Regions from separate parts of the Homo sapiens genome. Here region 1 is linked to region 2. Evidence: chromatin loops called from intact Hi-C (ENCODE). Cell type or tissue: dorsolateral prefrontal cortex. All regions are shown on one strand.

Region 1 (4,000 bases), 57 kb after region 2:
CTCGAAGAGCCTACTTGGGTTGGTTGACACAGAGTGTACCATGTTCAGTGAGAGCAATTAACCCTTTTGCTTGACTTCGGATGCTCTTTCTGGGCACAATCTATTTCAGAAGACAGGAGTCTCTTCTTTTATTATGACTTAGTTTTGTGATCTGTAGATAATTAGTTATAATAGTATAAATACTTATAATAAAGAATTTATAATAAATCACATTCATAATATATAACTTTATAGACTATTAGGCATGCTTTCATTTATATAACTTTAGATTTATCATCATAAGAGTCATAAGAGGTAGATATTATTATTCTCTGCATTTTATGGGTGAGGATTCTGAGGCTTAGAAAGACACGTGAGACTCAACTAAGATCACATTTCTAGGGCCTAGCCAAGCTGGGACTTGAACCCACACCTTTTGACTTCAAGTTACATGTCTTTTCACCACTCATAATCTTCTTCAGCTTATTTGACTTGAGTACTGGCATGTCAAGGGGTTTGGGGAGGCCATATATTTTTTCAATCTGCATGTGGACTGCTTAGCTTTGCTGTGGTCCAAGGCTGATCAGGGCACCCCTATCCCAGCCAGCCATTCTGCACAAACAAAGGAAGGCCAAATGAGTGAACATTCGTGACCACTGCTGGAAAAAATAACTCATGTTGATGAGTGATTCATCGGGGTCATCTCTGTGCATGAAGGACATCATATTATGTTGAGGGTATAAATCAAGGAATAAATTGAAAAGGAATTGAGGCATGGATCAAGTTAGGGAGTCAGGGTTCCAGAGACACCGCTCATGTGTTCCCTCTTACTTGGTGACGCAGATCCAAATTCACTGAATGCTGATTGCTTTACTCTCTTTACCAAGAGGCAATGACCTTGGACCTCTGCCTATGCTGTTGGCCTTTCAACTTGTTTTCCCTTCACCTAGCAAGACCTGACTTCATGGATGCATCAAAACCTTACCTTTTCAGACCCAGCTCTTGATGCTTTACATCAAGCATCCCAGTAGCCTATCACCCCATGATGACCTTGTGTACTGTAGGTGGAAAAGGTAAATTAACATGACTACTACGATTTACTACTAACACTGATTTCTGAGTTCTTCCTCTGTGCCAGGCATTGTGCCAAGCAATCTCTTAAGTTGTATACTTAATTTAATTTAATCCTTATGGCAATTCCTTAAGGTAGGAATTATTACTATCACTTCACTTTGGAGGACACTGAGATGCTTAGCAAGGTTAAGTATACTGTTTAAGGTCACTCACTGAATAGTGGCAGTGTGTGGACCCAAAGCTTTGACCACTGTGCTCAACTATCTCCCAGTGTTTTCAGTCTGTTTCCAACACAAGGATCTATTCTACCATAATTTTAAAAAAAACACATGATTGTGGTCTTTCTTAAGTTACCCTAGAACTGACTGAGGGCCTTGGGGGATCTCTTTCTTGGGTGTCTTGCATGTAATTATTCTGGAACCCGTAGTCCCTTCATCTCAGGAGGCCAGGGATGGCATCTCTCCAGGGGACATAGGGGGTCTGCTGTTGGCTGAATTATTGAGAAAATGTTCAGTGCTCTTTCTAAAAAATTATTGGATGTGAAATCAATGGTGTGCTGCTGCCCTGGTGACCTGTTACGTGGAGTTTTAGAAACAGTTGTTCCGTGGATATATATTTAAAGAAAATGTCAGATTTCTCCCAGAGGATCATGGGATTCTGCATTCATCTTTGCCTGGGATCAATACACCAGTGAGTTAGATGTGACTTATGGAGGAATGAAGACATTCCCTCCAGTGTGAGTCAGTGTGTGAGTACCACCATGTCCATGGTGTGTTTTATTTCTGTCATATTGTTAACTAAGAAAAAAATCATATTGGAGAATAAAGAAGCCCCCCTCTAAGGAGCAATCACCCTGGTAGGGGTCTATTTTTTGAAGAAGAATTGAATCTTGGGAGAGGAAAATTCATCTTTTGGCTGGAGGGGCCGCGTGTTGGCTCTTAGCTGTGGTTATGATTAAAATCCAAACAATCCCAGTTCCTGGCAAATGGAAGAGGGGGTAGTATTTTCTTGTCTGACTTCCTTATTAGTCCACATGGCGCCATCTGCCATGAGCCATCTAGACTGCCAGGGTCTGCTCGATGGAGCCTGTGGGCTGGGGCGTGGGGATGGGTTGTGTATTTCCAGGAAGAAAGAATTTTGGCCCTGGAGGAGAAAGGGCTCAGTGTGTTGTGGAGCCAGGAAAGCCACAGGCCAGAAGTGTGAGGTTTAAGTGACCCTCTGCAGGGACAGAAGGGGCAGAGGGTGTGCAGCAATTCCTTAACATGTTTCTTTCTGTCACTAAGGACCTCTGCTGTACCCCAACCAGCCCCTCGCCCAGTAGAGGATCCTTGCTGTAAGAATGGAAGGGCTGAGTGTCCATGACTTTTCCAGTAGGGCAGAAGGAGAAGGAAGAGGCACATCTTGAGCATCTAATGTGTGTGAGGTTCTGTCTTATCCTTGGAACAATCCTACAGGGAGGTAGCAGTGTGACCAGTGTTACAAATGAGGGATTTGAGGCTCGGCTAAGTTAAACAGGTAGTTCAAGATCACATGGCTAGTAAGTGGTATATCTGGGAATGAGTGTTATGATGTTTAATATTATCACTACCCCGATCTGCTGTTTCCAAAGACCAGGCTGTTTCTCTTACCTGACTCAAGCAACACACCCTACATGCTCGGCCTCTCCTTCCAGAAGCCCCTCTCAAGATGTCGGGTCCCTTGAGTGGAATCAAAGGAAAAAAAAACAAACAAGTTACCATCTCAGAGTTCCTGCAGTGCACCAAGACCCTTCCTCTACTTTCTCTCATTTATTTTTGTGGGATGAGGGAGATGGTCTTGGCCAAGCCCCTGACTCACAGCTTCCCCTCTGTCCAGGGGGGCGTACCTCTTATTGAGTGAATTTGAAGCATCTTCGCATCTTCCATGACTTGCATTGGAGTAACCAGCACAGTTTCAATGGCACAGGTTGGAAAAATTTGACGTGGCATTGTGCAGTGCTCTCAGAAGTTTCTGGTTATGGCAAGATTATTTTTTTTTTCCTTGCAGAGAAGATGAGACCTGTCTGTCCAAAAATCAGAGCAGGAATCAGAGAGATTGTCTTAGAGATAAAGAATGAAGTAGGAAGAAAAGAAGCTTAGATTCTGAATCTCAAGATACAATTTAGGCAATGGGAAGAGGTCTCAGAGGATGTAGACCTACAGCACAGAAACACTCCAGCAGTGCCCTAAGGATCCTTAATGTATCTTGAACAGGCTTCTCTGAATACCCTGCATGCATGGAGCAGACATGATTAAAATAGATTGGAGTATTTCATTTTCTTTTAAAGGAAAGTGATAATTACCTCTAGTATCATTTGAAGATTTAATCAGCTTGGTAAAATATTAACTCAGTAGCGGGGATGGGTTTGGGCTGGTCCTGGTGCATTTCTCTTCCCAGTCTTGGCCGTGATGACTTTCTACCGTTCTTGGAGACGTCACTAAACAATAATGTTACTAATAGTATTACTATAGTGATCATTTCTGGCCTCTTAATAGCTTCTTTTTGTTCCCAAATCATGCTAACATATATTATCATGAATCCTCCTAATAAATTTGTGAAGAAGGAAGGTCAAGCACAATGATCTCCATTTTGCTGGTGTTAAAAGAGAACCTTAGAGAGTTAAGTTATTAGCTGTATTCATTTCCTAGGCTGCGTTAACAAATTACCACACACTTGGTGGCTTAAAACAATAGAACATTATTGTTTCACCATTCTGGAGGCCAGAAGTTTGAAATAAGGGAGTTGGCAGGGCCACACTCCCTTCAAAGGCTCTGCGGGAGAACCCGTCCTTGCCTCCTCCAGCTTCTGGTGGCTCCTGGTGTTTCTTGGCTTGTGGCAGCATCACTTCAACCTCTGACTCCATCTCACGTGCCTGCCATCCCTGTCTCTTTGTCTTTAATCTCCACCTTCTTTCTTTTTCTATTTCATT
Region 2 (4,000 bases):
AGAGCAGGTGTCTGAAAGGCATTAGATTGTTGGGATTAAGAGCAACTGCTGCGGAATCCAATGGAGGAGAGAGTTTGTATCTGGACTTCACTTAAAAAATTACCTTTGCTTGACTAACACAAGAACAGAAAACCAGACACCACATGTTCTCACTCATAAGTGGGAGTTGAACAATGAGAACACACGGACACAAGGAGAGGAACATCACACACTGGGGCCTGTTGGCAGGTGGGGAGAAAGGGGAGGGAGAGCGTTAGGACAAATACCTAATGCATGTGAGGCTTAAAATGTAGATGATGGGTTGATAGGTGCAGCAAACCACCATGGCATATGTATACCCGTGTAACAAACCTGCACATTCTGCACATGTATCCCTGAACTTAAAGTAACATTTAAAAAAATTATCTTTGCTTTTTTTTAAAAAAATTATTTTTATTGATACATAATAGACATACATATTTTGGGGTACATGTGATAATCTAATACATTCGTATAATGTGTAAAGATCAAATCAGGGTTATTGGGATAGCCATCACCTTAAATATTTATCTTTTCTTTATTCTAGGAACATTTGAATTACTTTCTTCTCGCTATTTGGAAATGTACAATAGATTAATGTGAACTATAGTCACCCTACTGATCTATTGAACATTAGGTCTTATTTCTTCCATCTAACTGTATATCCATACCCAATAATCAACCTCTTTTAGCCGTGTGAGGTTTGAGAAGGTCGCTCAACCTCTTGGTGCCTTTCATTTATAAACAAGAATGATAAAACCTGTTCGTTAGGGTGGTTATGGGATTGAAATGAGATTAGGGGGGTAAATGCAGAGACTGACACACAGTAAAAGCTCAAACAGTGCAACTCTTTATTCTTTTAAGTGGATTATTGGGGTCTGAGTCATGCGGTAGGAGACAGAGCTGGAAAGACACACATGGGTTCCCATGTGTAGCAGCTGGTAGACAAAAAGGTGTCTTAGTTTGGGAATCCCTAGAAGCAGATCCTGAGAGAAATATTCAAGGGCAAGTGATTTATGTGGGAAGTAATCTCAGGACTTCTAGGTAGGGGAATGGGGAACTGAGATGGGAAGTCAGGAAGAGTGTGTACCGAGCTAGCAATCACTGTGGGAAACTGGATCTGGGATATTTGTCCGCCATCATTGCTAGGAGGGCTGCTCCTGGGGTATTAAGCCCTGCAGACACTTGGCCCACTCCAGAGAAAGCTCTCAGGAAGAGAGAAGCAGGTGCTGGCCACTGGGAGCCAGCTAGCATCAAAAAGTGGGAAGGTCTGAGGGACATCAGTGGGACACACAGAGTGTTTGCTTGGCAAGATTTGCAGTGTCTCATCCAGCCCCTGCCCAACCAGATTCTCCTGCTGGCCAGTGGCATTTTACTTCCTAGGGAATCAGCAATGCTAGTTTTCCTTCTTTATCTTCTGGTCTTTGGTCTTGTTAGTTCTGGGATCTCACGTTTGTGGGAAACAAGACTCATGGGTCACACTCAGCCTTTGGACACACAGGTGTGGATGCTCTCCTTGGCAACATCCTTCTCTCCAGGACAGCACTCTGTGCAGCTGCACAGGTCATGGTGAGGAGATGGGCTTGAATGGAAACTTGCAGGCAGCCTCTGAGGAATCCTAGGACAGGAACAGGTCTGGGGCCCAACTGGCCACACCCTGAAGATGGACATGAATGGGTCGCTTAGTCAAAAGGGCATCTGTATCTCCATAACTCCCCCAAATGACTGTCTGGAGCACACAGCTGAGCACGGGACAGCTTTCAGAAACACTGACTCACTTTTTGGGTTCTTTGAGGTTTCTGCTTTAGAGAATGGGGCATTCTGCCTGTTGCTGCCAACTATGACTTCACACTGCACAGAGCAGCTGGCTGGGAGAGGAGCCCTGTCTCCCAAATGTGGAGATGAATGATTGAAGGGAAAGGCCAGGAGAGAAAGTCAGTGAAGTGGGGGAGATGTCGAACGGAAGTGAAGTTGAAAGAGCCTGAGCAAGGCTGCTGAGATACAGGCTGGTGGAGAAAAAAGCCCCTCGTGCCTCCCCGCTTAGGATTGGATTAGCTAGGAGAAGACCTGGAAGGCAAGAAACGAAGACCAGGAGGAAGGCTCCTGCAGGTTTTGGCCAGCAGTAGTCAGCTGGAGAATGGCTATTAACAGCTGTTTGGGGGTCCTAATCTGTGGAACCCTGACCTTCTTCAGAGGAAAATAGATCTTCACATTTAGGCCTTGATGTAGTCTTTTTTTTTTAGGAATCCAGACCTGTTGGAAGGGCACCATCTATGACAAAGAAATGAGGGAGGAAATAGAAGAGAGAGTGACTTGGAACATCATTCAAATGTATTTTATAAAGTTGTTATCAGTAAGAAGAGCTCTGTATGCCCTATGCAAGCATTTATTCCAGGGGTGTGAAAAGAACCCCTTATGAGCAGACCCAGTGGACAGGGGCTCCTTGGCAAACAGGCAGTTTCCATTAAGAAAAAGCCCAACATCATGGTGGCCTGGCCCTGTGTTCTGAAGTATTCGGACCCCAAGACATCTGCAGGCAGGGCTAGCACCTCACAGTTTTAAGTACAGGGAACAGCAGAGACTCAACCTTCTCTGCTGGGAGGAATGGCCTTTGTGTCCAGATGGCGTGAATTGGGAGTGTTTTCCTCAGGGATCATTTGCACCTTAACCTCTCTGCACTCCTGTAGCATGTACGAGGTGTGCAGGAGGAGAGGGTTTGTTGTCACACAGGTTCCTTGAGAGTCTGAGCTGAAGACTACTGTGAAGTTTATTACCATTATAGAATTCAGATGCAAGTCCTGTGCTGGCCTAGGTTTTGAATTCTTGAATTGCACATGATATGGTGGCTTCACACACCCTTAGAACCGAGGGACAACACCCATGAGACCCGTGGGTGGTAGGTGTCTGCACACTTGTAAATGCAGCTTTTAGTCATTTTGAATTACCAATGGCATGCTGGTGAGGAAAAGGAATAAAACTATCAATAGGTGGGCTCAGGTCAAAGGGAAACTAACCAGCTGCTGGGCTGGTCCCCAGAGTCTAGCCAGCACTCCCATTCCAACATATCATGGTGGGTAAGATATCAGGGCTTGAATCTGATTGGGACTGGTCTGGCTGACCGTGGTGCCTAATGTGGTGGATCTGGGAAGCACTCCTGTTGTTAACCGAAAATTAATAATGCGGCGTAGACAGGGATCTACATGGTTTGAGATTGGTCCATGAGCCATTAGCAAGATGCTGATGAGAAAGTGTGAGCAGGACTTGAGTCCCTCTGCCAGGAAAAGGAAAGATGATGGTGTGCTCGCTGCATTGTTAGAGCCTAGCTGAGCAGCTGGGATTTGGGCAGAGCTCTTGTCCCAGATTTTCAGCATCTCATTGAAGTGGCAATCAGAGCCTGTGATAGAGACCCTGTCATATTGCTAAGGCGCTTCCAGTAGGCTTGGAGGGAGGGCTGCAGCTTGGTGGTTGTATTAGTCTGTTCTCCCACTGCTATAAAGAACTGCCTGAGACTGGGTAATTTATAAAGGAAAGAGGTTTAATTGACCCACAGTTCCACATGGCTGGGGAGGCTTCAGGAAACTTACAGTCATGGCAGAAGGGGAAGCAAAAACATCCTTCTTCACATGGTGGCAGGAAGGAGAAGTGCTGAGCAAAGAGGGAAGAGCCCCTTATAAAACCATCAGATCTTGTGAGAACTCACCCATTATCACGAGAACAGCATGAAGGTAATTGCCCCATGATTCAATTACCTCCCACAGGGTCCCTTCCATGACACGTGGGGATTATGGGAACTACAACTCAAGATGAGATTTGGGTGGGGGCACAGCCAAACCATATCAGTGGTGCAGGAGGGGAAATCTCTCCAGGAACACCAGATGCCAGGCAGAGGGAGCTGGCACATAGTAGGTGCTTATAAATAAATGAAGTGGAGTTCCAGGCCATACCTGCTGTTGGGATTAGGCCTGGATAAATCAGCCTGACC

Evidence for each region. Hi-C counts contacts between places; a loop is a spot of excess contacts. Peaks named below come from ENCODE experiments on the same cell type or tissue, not always from the same donor. Only the 100,000 strongest peaks of a DNase experiment are listed, where the experiment ranks them.
Region 1: it touches region 2 in a loop (3-fold over the local background); 1 of 110 quality-filtered maps calls a loop at or near these places.

Annotation. Positions count from the first base shown.
Region 1 is chr15:88,143,231-88,147,230 of GRCh38, reverse strand. All of the region lies in intron 6 of NTRK3 (neurotrophic receptor tyrosine kinase 3), which reads left to right. It also overlaps the pseudogene MED28P6. Among named protein-coding and RNA genes, the nearest start is that of NTRK3-AS1, 110 kb to the left of the region's middle. In dorsolateral prefrontal cortex, no CTCF peak of the experiment used is centred here; no DNase peak of the experiment used is centred here.
Region 2 is chr15:88,200,269-88,204,268 of GRCh38, reverse strand. The region is part of intron 3 of NTRK3 (neurotrophic receptor tyrosine kinase 3); the gene reads left to right. Among named protein-coding and RNA genes, the nearest start is that of NTRK3-AS1, 50 kb to the left of the region's middle. In dorsolateral prefrontal cortex, no CTCF peak of the experiment used is centred here; a DNase peak (open chromatin) is centred at 1,867.